Regions from separate parts of the Homo sapiens genome. Here region 2 is linked to region 1. The links are chromatin loops, found by intact Hi-C in ENCODE. Cell type or tissue: mammary epithelial cell. All regions are shown on one strand.

Region 1 (8,000 bases):
TGAGCTCGGGAGTTTAAGACCAGCCTGGGCAACATGGCGAAACCCCACCTATACAAAAAATACAAAAATTAACCAGGCGTGGTGGCACGTGCCTGTAGTTCCAGCTACTCAGGAGGCTGAGACACAAGAATCGCTTGAGCCCAGGAGGCTGAGGTTGCAGTGAGCTGAGATAGCACCACTGCACTCCAACCTCAGCGACAAAGCCAGACACCATCTCAAAAAAAAAGAAAAGAAAAGAAACAAATGTTTCTAGCAAATCACATAAAATCATGGAGGGTAAGACCTAATTTGTACTGTTTTACTGGGCTGTTAACATCTAAATTTAAAATGACATAAAATAGAAAAAGAAAGGTACCTTCTTTCTCCATATACCACCCATTGAGCTTCTGCAGGAGTTTTTCAGTGCTGCTATCCCGTGAGGTCTGAAAAAGAAACAATCCTAAGTATTTCTTTATAACTGTCAAAGAGTTTTATTTAACTAAGCAAGAAATTTAACTCACCCGAACTAAATGGCCCATAGCAAATGCACAAGATTTCTGAATCACACTGTTCCGATCTGTCAGGCCACTCAGCAAAGCACTCATAAGTTTACCTACCAGAAATAAAGAGAAAAAAATCTGATACTTGGTTGACCAAATGTTCCACTCTGTTCCCAGAACCCAAACAAACCTAACCCTGTAATTAACATCTGATTTACTCCACAGTAGTTTAGATTTCTGGATGTTATATTTATATATCCATTTGCTTCCTTTTACATGATATAAAGTTAAAATTAAACTAGAATATCGTGGAAAAAGATGCAAAATAAGAACGAGGTATATAAAGAACACTAGTCCAGTCTAGAAGCCAATCTAAGAAGAGAAAAATGCTGATGTAAAATCAGCTATCAATGGTAAGTCCTGTGGAAAAGAGGATACTTTTACCTCCTTATACCACTAAGGAATAATCAAATGTTTATGAACAGTGAAAAGCTGCTAAACTTGATAAACTCTGCACCTCCTGCAGACAAAGAAATGAAGGAGTCAGGGGACTGAGGGGAGAAAAGGCACACAGCATCACAAGCAGGTCTGAATGATAAGTATTTTTCCTTTTTAAAACTCTGTCACACAAGACAGGGCTGTGCAAAAATATCACCACACATCCCTTGACAAACTCACCTGAGTAAGGTGTTAGGTCCTGAGGACACTGAGTAGTTAATGACACAATGACACTGGCACAGCCACCCTACAGGGTTACAAAAGCAAAGGTCTAAATCTGATGGTCACAATGTTCTACCTACCAAACCATTGGCTTAGGTGCCAAAAATTTAAACATATAAAATACATGAAGCCTAATACCCCCTCCAGGACTCAATATAGAAAAAGGCAAACTCTTAAACTAGTAATGCAGCGATTTTTTTTAAACCTCCAAGAGAAAGATGGGTGATCTCAGACATTGTGAAAAAGAAAGAAAACTGGTACAATCTTCTGGAAAAGCAAAATATGTCATCTTGTCCATCACTGTGCTAACATTTCCATTTCCAGAAATTTAACCAAATATCTTCAGGTGTGCCTGAAGACACTCATCACAGTGCTTTACTATTTTTTTCAAAAACTGAAAACAAATCAGATGTTCCTTGATGGAGTAAAATAAATGATGTTACATCCATACAGTGGAGTATCATACGGCCATTAGAAGAGGACACTGCAGAAGATACATGTGCAGAAAAGACTGGAAGGAAACACTTCAAAATATTAACAGCAGTTATCTCTGTATGGCAAAATTCTGGACAATTTTTATTTTAACTTTCTCCTAATCTATAAATGCTAAAATTTTAAAATACCAGCAAGTGTTAATTTTGTCATAAGAAAAAATGTGAGTTATTAATTTGTTGTTAAAAGGGTGGTAGGGGGGTGTCTGATCCTTCAAAGATCTTGAAAACTAGGACATTTTTCTATTCAAACACTGCTGACCCCTCTGTGAAAAATGCAATTGCCACCTAAAACAATCCATGCCCTAATAACTGGATGTGCATTTCCATGAACTGCTAATGAATGACAACCCAGAGGGTATGTACACGGCAACCAGAGAACAGAAATGATTCCACTAAATAAGTTAATACTTACTGGAACAGTTAGATGTTTTATTTCTTGAACCAGTTACATGTTTTCAGTTATCAGTGCAACCACAGAAATAAAATGGTTAGTGTATAATATTAGATTTTGTGGTAAAACATGAATTTCAAACATGATGGCTGTTATATCCTTATGGCCAGAACTAATGAAGATGCACATTTCCTCTTGTGGAAAGTACACTTACCTTAGTTCCAAGACCTACACCACTTCTGATCAGTTCACACAACCTAGGAACTAGCTCGCCCAGCACTGACACATCAAGGTATTGCAGGCACTTTTGAAAAAGGACAAATATAAAGGTAAGCCTTGGCAAATAAGTCAGGACCACATCTTCAATTAAAAACTGCCCTTGTCAAACGTGTACCAACTGGATTTGACATGAAGTTGAAAAATCACTGCTTGCTTCTGCTCTGATTTCAATATTAAAACCACTATTGTACTACAAACAGAAAAATTATTCATCAGTGATTCAACACTAAAAACAAACAAAAAAATGAAAAACATCAATTTGCTAAAAAAGAAAAATAATGATTACTCAAGAATGAAGAATCTTTCTGGGCCTACTTCCTCTTTATCAATCCATGTTTAGTATAAAAAACCTAAACTAAATATTGATCTTCTACAGTGGGCCTACCCTACCAAACCCCCTCTAATGAGTCAACTTCTTAGATGACTTTTCCTATAAATTGCTGGCCTTTATTTTTGAAAATGCAATTAACATGTTTTCTATTACTAATGAATATAACTAAATGGTATTCACTAACTATTCCTATTTCTTTAAATTTTTATTTCCCCCCAATAATCCAACTAAGACATAACATTCTTAGACCAAATTTTGGTAATACTCCCCCAGCAGGCACTAAAAAATAGCTACTTCTCTTCACCAGTTTAACATAGTTTTTTGTACACTTCAGTTTTTTTAGGGGTTGGATCTATACCTTCAGAGTCCTGCTAAAGGTACAGATCTGCTTAGCAAACTAATTTCCAGTAAACACAATCATAGCTAACTAACCATTACAGGGAATGCACAACAGAGTAACTTTACCAAGACTCCAGGAAGTTTAGAAATCAGAACCTCAGAATGCCAAGCAGCCCTTTACTGCAAATGCCTTCCTATGACTAAAACAACATATCGACATTGCCCAATCTCTTCACATACCTTTATGTTACCTACTTCATTAAATACCTCCACAGCTTATAACTTTCCTAGTTCCTCCCAAAGATAACTATTAGGCACAGGCACAACTCTGAACCTTTCTAAATAGGCAGATCAAAAGACTACAGATGTAAATTTATAGAGAGCTCTTGATATGTTGTTGTCTCTTGTAATACAAATTTGGACCAACTGTTTCTGGTATTTGGGGAATTATTTATTCCACTTAGTAACAGAGAAGAAAAGAGAAATATACTAAGAAAAAACTGGAGTCACAACAGCTGCTTGACTCATCCCATAAGTCTCTGCTTCATTTAACATAGCCTGAAGACTTTGAAGAATTACACTTTCAGGTAAGCAAACAAACCCTCTCATTATTATTTAAGACACTCACCATGTTGATTGTTTCCATCATTGGAGAAGATTTGGCAGCACTAAGCCGAGCACTATCCATCGCAGCCTAAAGAAGAGAAATTAAAGTCACCCGGCACATTCAATTAATTAGGAATAATCCGCACAAACACCCATAAAAGACTTTCACTTCCAAGCTAAAGAACTTTAAAAAAAAATAATCCGTAGCTATAACAAAGGCAAACATCAAGTCTAACTCTAATTTCTTTTGACCTACACTCAACAATTTACCAGGGGAACCAGCACCACACTACAGGTGAGAAATTCAGATAACAGTTAAGAAATCAGCATAGTATGGCTCTGGGCAAGTCATCCAGCCTTCTTGAGCCTGAGGTTCTCCATCCACTAAATAAAGGAACTGACTAAACAAATTTCTAAGGTTTTTAAAATTGTGTCTAAGCAGTAGAAAATTTTATACGTGCAGTTCTTTAACTTTGTAATTACCCTTCGTATCTATGAAGGTATTTTAATCTAACAACTGTGCTGAAGGAGAGGTTAACACTATCCAGATATGATAAGGGAGAAAAGTAAGGCATACACAAGTGACTTGCCTAGGGCTACAAAGTTTAGACTAGAATTTATGTTTCCAAATTCTCAATGCTTAGTAAACATCCTATGGGCACCCAGGAAGGTGCAAGTCTACTGCTGAAAGAGGGAAAAATAATGAATGAAGAAGAAACAGCAATATTAGAGGCAAAGGGTAAAGAGAGTAAGTTATTAGAGAAGTTTAGGCAAGTTAAAGATCAAATAGTGAACAGAGGAAACATGTTGTATATAACAGGGTTTAACAGTTCTAATAAAAATATATAAATTAAAAAAACAGTCAAATAGAAAAATAGACATGGAACATAAACACAATCACAGAAGAAATATAAACGACTAATACAATATTGAAAAGGCAATGGACAATGCTAGGAAAAGAGTGCAAATCAGAAAAATGAGATTCTTGTTATCACACATACGTTATTCAACAGTGCCAAAGGTACGGAGAAAAAAAGAACACTTAAAACCTTTGATGTTGCAAAACCTCTCCATCAAAAATTCAAAATCACCTCACTGTAGAACACTATACATACATTAAAAAGAATAAGTGTATATATAGACACGATATACTGTTAATTTAAAAAACAAATCACAGAACAACATTCACGGTCTGATACTATTTTTAAATTAGTATGTTTGTTTGGTTTGGTAGCCTATGACTAAAAAGGAATTTGAGAGAAGGCACAGGAAACTTTTGACAGCAGGTGCTCCTCAGGGAATGATACTGTGGTGATTGGGAGACCTTCTATGGGATTACTTTCTATCCTTCTGTATTAACTTTTCACAATAAATATGTTTCATCTGAAGTTTTAAAAAATGACTCTGATCAGGCTGGGTGCGGTGGCTCACGCCTGTAATCCCAGCACTTTGGGAGGCTGAGGCGGGTGGATCACGAGGTCAGGAGATCAAGACCATCCTGGCTAACATGGTGAAACCCTGTCTCTACTAAAAATACAAAAAATCAGCTGGGTGTGGTGGCGCTCACCTGTAATCTCAGCTACTCGGGATGCTGAGGCAGGAGAATCGCTTGAACCTGGCAGGCAGAGGTTGCAGTGAGCCGAGATGGTGCCACTGCACTCCAGCCTGGGTGACAGAGTGATGCTCCGTCTCCAAAAAAATAAAAATAAAAATAAAAATAAAAATGACCCTGATCAGAGACCAGGTGACTCCATTACACCTAAAAAGCAGAACAATTTTGAGATATGCCAAAGTCTAGGTGCAAATACTCTTTGCTTACAGGGCGAGGGAGCCCATGGAAGGACTCTGAAGGTATAGATCCAAGCCCTAACAAAATTGAAATATACAAAAAACTATGTTAAACAAATGTTAATTCATTTTTTAGATGGAAGTGTCAGTTTTCATCCAATTCACAAGACAGTGTATGAGCTGACAACCTCTCTCCAAAAAAACAGTAAAACACTGCATGTGGTGACAGAGGGTGAGTTCTGGTAACAGTAGTGACAGTGTCATTCAAATGAACCTTGGTATCTTAACAGGGCTCTTCCCTCATGATACTTACCAATATGCCTGCGCTATCCACTCACCTTTTCTTGCTCTGTCGCCCGGAGGCTCAAATAATTGAGAACTTGGGGCTCCAATACACTTAAGGACTCTAGCAGAGCTGGAATGAGTTTTGGTGCATGCGGTTTCAACATGGCTCCTGCACTTTTGCTGATCTTCACAAGGGTGTTAATGCTACAAACATATGGAACACAACTCCTGAGTCCTTTTAACAAAAGTGAGAAGACCTACAAATCTAACCATGAGGATGTTCTGCAGTTCACTGCATTAAAGCATATTTTCACATGGTTGCAGAGCCTGGTCTGGGCATTACTTTTTTTAACTTTTATTAAAGAAACCTTGAAGCATATATAGAGGTAGGTAGAATGATAAATGAAGTAGGAAAAGCCTACCTTCATTAATAGTAGGAATGAAGTTCCATGTATTTATTTATAGTAGGAATTTATATTTATAGTGAAATTTTATGGTAGGAATTTATAGTAGGCATGAAATTCCATGTATTCTCCACCCAGTTCAACAATTAGCAACATTTGACCAATTTTGTTTCATTTATACCTCCTCCATACATACAGCCGCTATTCCCCCCTGCCACTGTATTACAGTCATGTGCTGCATGAGACATTTCAGTCAACAACAACAGACCACAATGTCCAGCAGTAGTCCCATAAGATCATACAAGAATACCTTGGGGATACTGCAGGTTCTGTTCCAGACCACCATAATAAAGAAAGCCACATGAATTTTCTAGTTTACCAGTGCATATAGAAGTTTTGTTTACACTATATTGTAGTCTATTAAGTGTGCAATAGCATTATGTCTAAAATAAAGTACATTAGTTAACTTTAAAATATCTTAATGCTACTGATCATCTCAGCTTTCAGCGAGTCATTATCTTTTTGCTGGTGGAGGGTCCTACCTCAATGGTGATGCCTACTGACTAATCAGGGTGGTGTTTGCTGAATGCTGGCGTGGCTGTCGTAATTTCTTAAAATAAGTCAACAATGAAGTTCGCTGCATCAATCAACTCCTCCTTTCACAAAATAATTCTTTGTAGCATGAGATGCAGTTTGATAGCATTTTGCCCACATTAGAACGTCTTTCAAAGTTAGAGTCAATCCTCTCCAACCCTGTTGTTGCTTTATCAACTAAGTTTATGAAATATTCTAAATCCTTTGTGGTCATTTTAACAATGTTCACAGAATCTTCACCAGGAGTAGCTTGCATCTCATGAAACCACTTTCTTTGCTCATCGATAAGAAGCAACTCCTCTTCTGTTCAAGTTTCATCAGGAGATTGCAACAATTCAGTCACGTCTTCAGGCCCCACTTACGATTTCCACCACATATGCAGTGACTTTCTCCAATGACATCTTGAACCCCTCAAAGTCATCCATGAAAGTTGGAATCAACTTCTTCCAAACTATTAATGACATTTTGACCTCCTCCCATGAATCATGAATGTTCTTAACAGCACCTACAATGGTAAGCCCTTTCCAGAAGGTTTTCAATTTACTTTGCCCAGATCCATCAAAGGAATCACTATCAATGGCAGCTCTAGCCTTACAAAATATACTTCTTGAATAGTAAGACTTGAAAGTTGAAATTACACCTTGATCCATGGGCTTCAGAATGGATGTTGTGTTATGCTAACAGCCATGAAAACATTCATTTCCTTGTACCTCTCTATCAGAGCTTTTGGGTGACCAGGCACACTGTCAATGAGCAGTAATACTTTGAAAGGAATCTTTGGGGTTTTTTTTGGTTTGGTTTTTGTTTTGTTGTTATTTTTTTGTTTGTTTGTTTTTTGTTTTTGTTTTTTTAGCAGTAGGCCTCAACAGTGGACTTAAAATACTCAGTAAACCATGCTGTTAACAGATAAGCTGTCATCCAGACTTTGTTGTTCCATTTCTAGAGCACAGAGCAGATTTAGCAGAATTCTTAAGGCTTTAGGATTTTCAGAATGGTAAATGAGCACTGGCTTCAACTTAGTCACCAGCTGCATTGGCCCCTAACAAGACAGTCAGCCTGGCCTTTGAAGCGTTGCAGCCGGGCACTGACTTCTCTCTAGCTAGGAAAATCCTACATGGTATCTTTTGCCAACAAAAGGCTATTTCATCTCCATTGAAAATCTGTTGTTGAGTGTAGACACCTTTATCAGTGATCTTAGCTAGATCTTCTGGATAACCTGCTGCAGCTTCTGTATCAGCAACTGCTGCTTCACCTTGCATCTTTATGTTATGAAGACAGCTTCTTTCCTTA
Region 2 (8,000 bases), 50 kb after region 1:
CAGAAAAGAGAATCACTAGAAAAACCTTGATCACTGGGTTTATAAAGATTAGTGCCAAGTAGCAACAAAAACACTTAAGGTCAATCAAAAGTCTCTAGGGTACAAAAAAAGTAACCCATTATGACACAATTAAGTTCAAACTCTCATTTCAAGACCACCATTTAATACAGTAACATACCTTCAAATGTAAATTAAAATGTCTCACATCTTTTTCCTTCTACACAGAAGACATTTCTAAACAACCTATGACCATTAAATACATTCCCTTTCAGAATCACGACAAATTTATTCTCCGCCATTATTAAATGCCACATAATTTTTCTCTGTTTACCAACACCATATCTCTCACTAAAAAAGAGTTTACTCACCTGGAGAGTTTTCCAACAGCTGAATATGCCATTGACAGTAGTTTAGGGTCCTTGAAATTAAAAAAAGAAAAGAAAGAAAAGAAAGAACAAAAAACAGACAAAACAAAAAATACAGTAAACAGTAAAACCTTTTCGCTGCAATTACATGCATTATTTTACTCCTTATTAAACCTAGGTCTCACTCTGTCTAACTACATGGTGTTAGCACCTGAACAACAACAAAAATGTCCAAACCCAGAATCCATCACACTAACTAAAAGGAAAAACAAGACAAAACCTTGCATCCCCAATCGCTCCAAAAAGAAAATGCAGTGGTCATAGATATGAAAGGTTTCTCTTAGCTGGTGCTGAGTTCAAGATATTTCAACACTATGTAACCTCCAAACACCAAAGTTCATCTTCAACACACTAAAAAACATTAACTCATTAGAAAATACATCACCGGTCCAACAGACTAGGATCCTCCGTCTCTCACCAAAATTGCAATAAACTGTAGTGTGATCTTCTAAAAATCTACACTGTAATGAACAGCTTTCTATCATATTTTCTACCATAAAAAATTAAGAGGGTCATAATCACCAGGTGAATTAGTGAGGTTCTCTCCTCAAGATACAGATAGAGTTTTACATGGTTTTACAAAAACTAATAATCTGATTACTCAGAACACAATAAACTTCTACCAGTTAAAGTTTATGTGTTTATCCTAGGATTTGCCCTTCCACATCTAAATGGCTACTCTTATGGATTCATCTGTTGGGAAGACATGCAGATGTCACCTGCAGGTAAGGGGACTCACACCCTGTGGTTTGTCTGGCCTCTCTAACTTACATTTAAATATACAGCTTCTCCCCAAGAGCCCCAGAACATTTTCATTTCTACCAATGACTCTAAAGCATTTCACCATCTATGCCATAAAATAATCTGAGTGGTCCCCTAGATCTTAACCATGCAAGCATCACTCAATAGGAGAAAGAAGCTATGAGAACCAGGCCTACTTACCACCCCAAAGCACAGCTGCACAGTAAATAAAGTGCCTTTCACTAATAATACCTACTAACGTGCCTTGACTATGGTGAACAATTTAGGTAGATTAACTCATTCAATCTTCACAGTAATCTAATCAAGCAGTATTATTTTCATTTTTCTAATAAGAAGGTGCAAAGAATTTAAGTAACTCACCAAAGAACAAAACTAGGATTCAAACTCAGTTCTAATTTCAGATGTAAGATCTTGATCTCACTATACTACTGCAAACATGCATTCATGTTTAGCTTAGACTGGGGAAAATAATGCTAATGAATTCTTGAAATATTACCTTTTTAAGCAAATTCCTTTTAAATATTGGAGATATTATAGTAAGAGAAATACAGCAGGGAAAGGGATTCAAAAATCCACAGTCCAAGGAATCCTCATCCCATTTAGCTTAAGGAATCAAAAATTTACTGAATGCATGTTTTGACAGAATTTTGAATCATTAAAATCTCAGCCCCATTATTTACCAGAGAAAAATATAAAAGAAAAAAAGTATCTTAGCCCCTGAGAATTAACAGTTTCCCAACACAAGCCAAATCCAAATAGTCACATAGGGAAATCAACATAAATTTCAATTCCTTTAATTCCATTTTTGCACAATAGCTAGAAGTAGCACAAAAGGTGCTGGCTGAAAAAATGCTATTTAAAGATACAGCAGGCTGGGCATGGTGGCTCATGCCTGTAATCCCAGCACTTAGGGAGGCCGAGGCAGGCGGATCACCTGAGGTCAGGAATTCAAGACCAGCCTGGCCTTGAGACGGCCAGTAGAGATGGCCAACCCATCTCTACTAAAAATACAAAAAATTAGCTGGGTGTGGTGGTGGCAGGTGCCTGTAATCCCAGCTACTCGGGAGGCTGAGGCAAGAGAATCACTTGAACCAGGAGCCGGAGGTTGCAGGGAGCTAAGATCATGCCATTGCACTCCAGCCTGGGCAACTAGAGCAAAACTCCATCTCAAAAAAAAAAAAAGATATAGTAAGACCTCATATCAGTTTTTAACAGTTATTTCCCCCCAAAAAAGCAAAAAAGGGCAGTAATTTCTGAAATTTGTACTATTTCAAGTAAAATGTTAAGGAACAGTGAAACTTTAACAAACTTTTAACTAACTACATTGACAGACCAGAAATATTATAGAAAATACTTTAAGATATAAAATGTTGATAAAATTTAAAAGACAAGTCACTTACCTCTTTGTATTCATTGATTAGCTTGGTGAGGCCATTCAAAAGCATTGGACCTAATGGCTTAATCTTGATTTCTGGACAGCTTTAAATAAAACACACATACACAAAGCAAGATAAGAATCTCATGACTACATATCTTTACGGATGATTACATAAAATAATGAGAGACATAACCGAAATAAGTTAAATAATCTATTAAAATACAAAAATTTTTAAAGATGAGCAAACATGTTTTCTTTCTAGGTAAGATGAGTAAAACGATACACTTGAAGCACTCAATCATTCCAGCAGCTTGAAAACTTTATAGTTAAAATAGTTAAAGACTTACGTTATACAAATATGATGCACAAATTGCAGGGATAATGTTCTTAACTTTGAATTTGTATTTGTACCAAAAAGTCCATCATACACCACCTATGTAAAATGAAGAGTTGAGAACATCAATTAATAAAAATAAGAATTTAATATTTTTGAATAGTAATCAGAATTCAGCAGCAGACCTTTCATACTACATCTCGTTCTTCAACATTAATGCAGATACACATTATTAGCTGACCAACTTAGAAAGCCAATCAGAAGCTCCTATAAATAGTCTGTGGAGTAACAAACACAATGGTTGATCGCACAAGTCTGCAAAGATTGTGGGTCTACCACAGTGAGGAAACGAAGAGTACACACTGCAGTGGGTCACCACTCAGCTATTCCCTATGTTTCTTAATTATATGATTCAGGACAAATTCTAATAAAAGCTTCAGAGAAAACATACAAATGGAAATATTCTACAAGTGTCCCATTGGGGTAAAGGTGCTTCAAGTATTATGGAACCACATCTAGAAGGCAAAAAGATCATGCAGATGAGTCCTGTGCAGCATCCAGCAAGTTCAATATTAACCAACAACATCAAAAATATCTAAATCCCTCAAGTTCCTTTTTATGACAAAGATTACTTACACTAAAAAAAAAAAAAAAAACTCTATACTCTTGTTCCTAAAACTGCCAGCAGTATTCTGATCTTATTTAACAATAACATGTGAGTTACAGACTAGTATTGAGTATCTGCTTTATAATTGCCACTGTGCTAGGTACTAAGAGATATAAAAAAGAACAAGCACTCAATCTTGTTGAAGAGTTAAGAGATACACACATTAAAATGATACATAGCCAAGCATGGTGGCTCACACCTACAGTCCCAGCTACTAGGGAGGCTAGGACGGGAGGATCACTTGAGCCCAAGCATTCAAGGCCAGTCTGGGCAACATAGCAAGATCCTGTCTCACTTCAAAAAAAAAAAAAAAAAATCCCAGCACTTTGGGAGGCCAAGGCAGGAAGATCACTTGAGCCCAGGAGTTCTAGACCAGCCTGGGCAACATAGTGAAACTCCATCTGTACAAAAAAATACAAAAATTAGCCAGGCATGGTGGCACATGCCTGTAGTCCCAGCTACTTGGGAGGCCTGGAGATGGGAGAATCATTTGAGCTTGGGAGGCAGAGGCTGCAGTAAGCCTAGATCACACCACTACTGCACTCCAGTCTGGGTGGCACAGAAAGACTCCGTCTCCAAAAAAACCACAAAAAGATATGGGACAAAATATAATCAAGTGCTACATTATTTGAAACAGACTTTTTTTTTAGCTACTCGGGAGGCTGAGGTGGAAGGATCACTTCAGCCTGGGAGGTAGAGGCTGAGTGAGACAAGATTGTGCCACTGCACTCCAGCCTGAGCAACACAGTGAGACCCTGTCTCAGAAAAAAAAAAAAAGCAATGAAAAAGAAAACAGACTGAATGTGGGCCAAGACTAGAGGCAGGAAGGTAAGTTAAAAGAATACTGCAATAACCAAAACAAGAAGTAATAGTTTGAATTAATAGCAGCATTATAGGCATAGAGAAGTGAAGACATTAAGATGAAATCAAGAGGATTTGGCCACTGCCTTCAAGTGAGCTTTCAGTTAAGGATGACTCAGCTTTGTCACTTAAGTGACTAAGTTGCTAATGATACCATTTTTGGAGAAAAGCCACACATAAAAAAAAACCTTGTCTGAAAGGGATTATTACCATACATTTAAGATAAATGGAAGCCAATATAGCATAGGTTAAGTGTTCCTTACTGGAAATGCTTAGGATCAGAAGTGTTTTGAGATTTCAGATTTTTTCAGATTTTGGAATATGTGTACATACATAAAGAGATATCCTGGGGATGAAACCCAAATCTAAAGATGAAATTCACTGACATTTTCTATACACCTTATGCACATAGCCTGAAGGTAATTTATACAATATTTTAAATAATTTTGTGCATGAAGTAAAGTTTTGACTGTTTTAATGCAATCCATCACATGAGACCAGGTATGGAATTTTGCACTTGGAGCATCATGTCAGTACAAAGTTTTGGACTTTGGAGCATTTAGGATTTCAGATTTTCTAATTAGAGATGCTCAACCTATATATATTTTCTGATAATTTTTTTAAAATCATATTGCAGCAAATTTAAGATAGAAAAAAAGAATCTCATTAATCTTGTTATATACATCAACCTACCCACTGAATATCCATTAACACAGTTCTTTCTCTAATTAAATAGACATAAAAGTTGCAGACAGGCCAATATTCTCTGGAAAAAACAAATTACCTGAATGTTGGCTGGGAACGTTTCAGCAGCTTGTCTAGAGCGGAGGAGATGGGGGACAATCTTTAACTTGACTCTTGTACTGACAGGGTCCCTTTTCAACTCTGGCTTCAGAACTGCACCCTGTTGAAAATATGCTTGATTATAACTCAGCAATTCAAAATTATTTTGAACTGAAAATGTCATGAGAATTCATCTTAATCAGTGGTCTCTCAAACTTTGTTTCAAGATCCCTTTACACTCTTAAAAATTACTGAACTCTCCAAAGAGCTTCTGTTTATATCTGTGTAACCTATCAATATTTACTATACGGGAAATTAAAACTGAGAAATTTTAACATATTTGTTTACTCACAATTATTAATAAACTCATTATTTTCAAAACTAACATTTTTATAAAAAATAACTATTTTCCAAAGCAAAAAAAATTGTACTGAGGGAGAAGCACTGTTTTACATTGTCTACTAATCTCTTCAATGTTCGCCTTACTACAAGAGAAATGAATTTTTATATATTCTTCTGTATTCAATCTGCTATAATACATTGTTTTGGTTGAAATAAGTAACAAAAACCTCGCTTGCACAGATATGTGTGGTTGGAAAAGTGGAGATGATTTTAGCTTTCTTAGGTAATTGTGGACATTCTTTTTTCATACTACACCAAAACTTGACAAATAATAATTTCTTAACAGTTAATTGCTTATTTTTAAAAAATGAAAAAAAAAAGGTTAGTTGCAATTTGGAGTTGAAACCATATCAATGAACTTTTGTATACTCTTATACTATATTCCACTGGTTATCTTACTCTGAATGGCTCCCTTGTCCTTATATGCTTTTGTAACATCATTCTTCATGTGCACAATACTGGCTCACTGAGTTAAGCAAATGTTTCTTCATACATACATTTTTTTTCACAAAGCCTGTGCTCATATCACCTGTGTTCTAACGGCATCAGAAAAATCTACTAAGTACTGATAAGCTATCAAATCACTGTGGTGAATACAAGTTTCTCAAAACTCTAATTTTTGCTTGAAAGCTAACTTTTATCATTGCCAATAAATCATGTTGTTTTTCTTGAAGTAACAAGCTCATTTTTTTCCCTTTTAGAGAAAGTATGCACCAAATACCCATCTCGGTAGCTATAATTTGCCTGTCTACTCTTCAAGTAAAGTCATTTTTACTGCTTCATCAAGGATGTTCTTAAGTAAAGCTGAGTTTTATTCTCTTTTTTTTTTTAAATGAGTACATAACACTGAAGAATAGAATAACTGTTAGTCATCTGGTGACATGGCTTTGATATGTGGTAGGAACCTAGCAAGTACACTCACCATTGCTTTTGTACCATGAGTGCAAATATTGACACAGTACAAAAAGAAAAGGCCTTCACAGACTGCCTAAAAGGTGTTTTGTGACCCTAAAAAGGTCCATGGACCACACTGTGAGAACCACTAATCTAATCCAACCCCTTCATTTTCTACATGAAGAACATGAGGCCAGGAAAAGTTATGTGATCAGCCAAACCTTTCCTCCCCAGCACATTCATGTGTACAGCCATTTGGGGCTAGAATTCATAGGTCCTGATTCCCAATTCATTGTTATTTCTGCTTTACCACACTCAATCTAATCTAACCAGGGCTAATATTGATTTTTAAAACAAGTATTTATGGTTTAAAAAGCAAAAAGGCAGACAGGTGCAGTGGTGTGCACCTGTAGTCACAGCTACTCAAGAGACTGAGGCAGGAGCACAGCTTAAGCCCAGAAGTTCAAGTCCAGCCTAGGCAACATAGCTAAACCCCAACTCAAACAAAAAAGAGCAAGAATGCAAGCATGCAAACAAATAATCCTTGTATATCTGGGTTTGGACCTGGAATACTTTTAAACACAGTGAACTAAAAAGAACTCACGTTAGTAAGGCAAAGGTCTTACTTTGAGGCTTTAGAAGGACCTATCTTTTGTTCTAGATTCTAGACCAGAAGTCTGCAAACTATAGCCCACAGTCCGAATCTGGCCCACCATTTATTCTGATAAGGTCTATGAGTTAAGCATCATTTTTACATTTTGTAATGGTTAAAAAATATCAAAGGAATATATTTTGTAATATATGAAAACTACACAAAATTCAAACATCAGTATCCACAATGTTTTACCGGCACACAACCATGCTCATTCGGTTATGTATTGCCTATAGTTGCTTTCATGTTACAAGAGTTCAGCAGCTGCAACCTGAGAGACCATAAGGCCTGCAAAGCCTACAAAATTTACAGAAAAAATTTGTCAATCCCTACTCTAGACAGTTTGTCATTGTTATTTAGGAATCTGAATTTACAACACAAGATCCAGTAAACTAAATTACCAGGTTTTAATTCATCTAAACTAGCATGACTTAAAACTAGCATTTTGTTATAGCACAGATTCAGCTTAAATGAAACTAGAAGAAAATGTATAAATACGCAGTTCATGTCAACAAACTACTTTTTACGCTGATGTGAGAATAAATCAAAACAACCTACCTCTTTTGTCTTCAGTGGTATATCTCCAAGGTACACCTTGTACATCTTATTAATGATGGCAGGATTATTCCAGTCAATTAAGCTATGGAAGGTTTCAACACAGGTTGTTAAAATTATTTTTCCCCCTCCTTCAGTGATTTCAAAAAAATTATAGCCCCAACATTTCTTAACAAAAGAAAATGTTAGAAACACACAAATGAAATGGGCAATTGACATTGTAGAAGAGAAGGAAAAGAAAGGGACTAATTTCTATCAAAGTATGTTTTTAAACCAAAACAAATACA

Evidence for each region. Hi-C counts contacts between places; a loop is a spot of excess contacts. Peaks named below come from ENCODE experiments on the same cell type or tissue, not always from the same donor. Only the 100,000 strongest peaks of a DNase experiment are listed, where the experiment ranks them.
Region 2: it touches region 1 in a loop (2.3-fold over the local background); 19 of 110 quality-filtered maps call a loop at or near these places.

Annotation. Positions count from the first base shown.
Region 1 is chr9:111,372,815-111,380,814 of GRCh38, forward strand. ECPAS (Ecm29 proteasome adaptor and scaffold) reads right to left here. Exons shown (of 50, transcript NM_001364929.1): 36 at 5,766-5,916; 37 at 3,662-3,727; 38 at 2,299-2,388; 39 at 1,158-1,224; 40 at 501-592; 41 at 356-422. Among named protein-coding and RNA genes, the nearest start is that of OR2K2, 47 kb to the left of the region's middle. In mammary epithelial cell, no CTCF peak of the experiment used is centred here; no DNase peak of the experiment used is centred here; H3K27ac peaks cover 623 bases.
Region 2 is chr9:111,422,831-111,430,830 of GRCh38, forward strand. It overlaps ECPAS (Ecm29 proteasome adaptor and scaffold), which reads right to left. Exons shown (of 50, transcript NM_001364929.1): 9 at 7,717-7,798; 10 at 5,212-5,331; 11 at 2,913-2,998; 12 at 2,588-2,666; 13 at 369-418. Among named protein-coding and RNA genes, the nearest start is that of ECPAS, 58 kb to the right of the region's middle. In mammary epithelial cell, no CTCF peak of the experiment used is centred here; no DNase peak of the experiment used is centred here.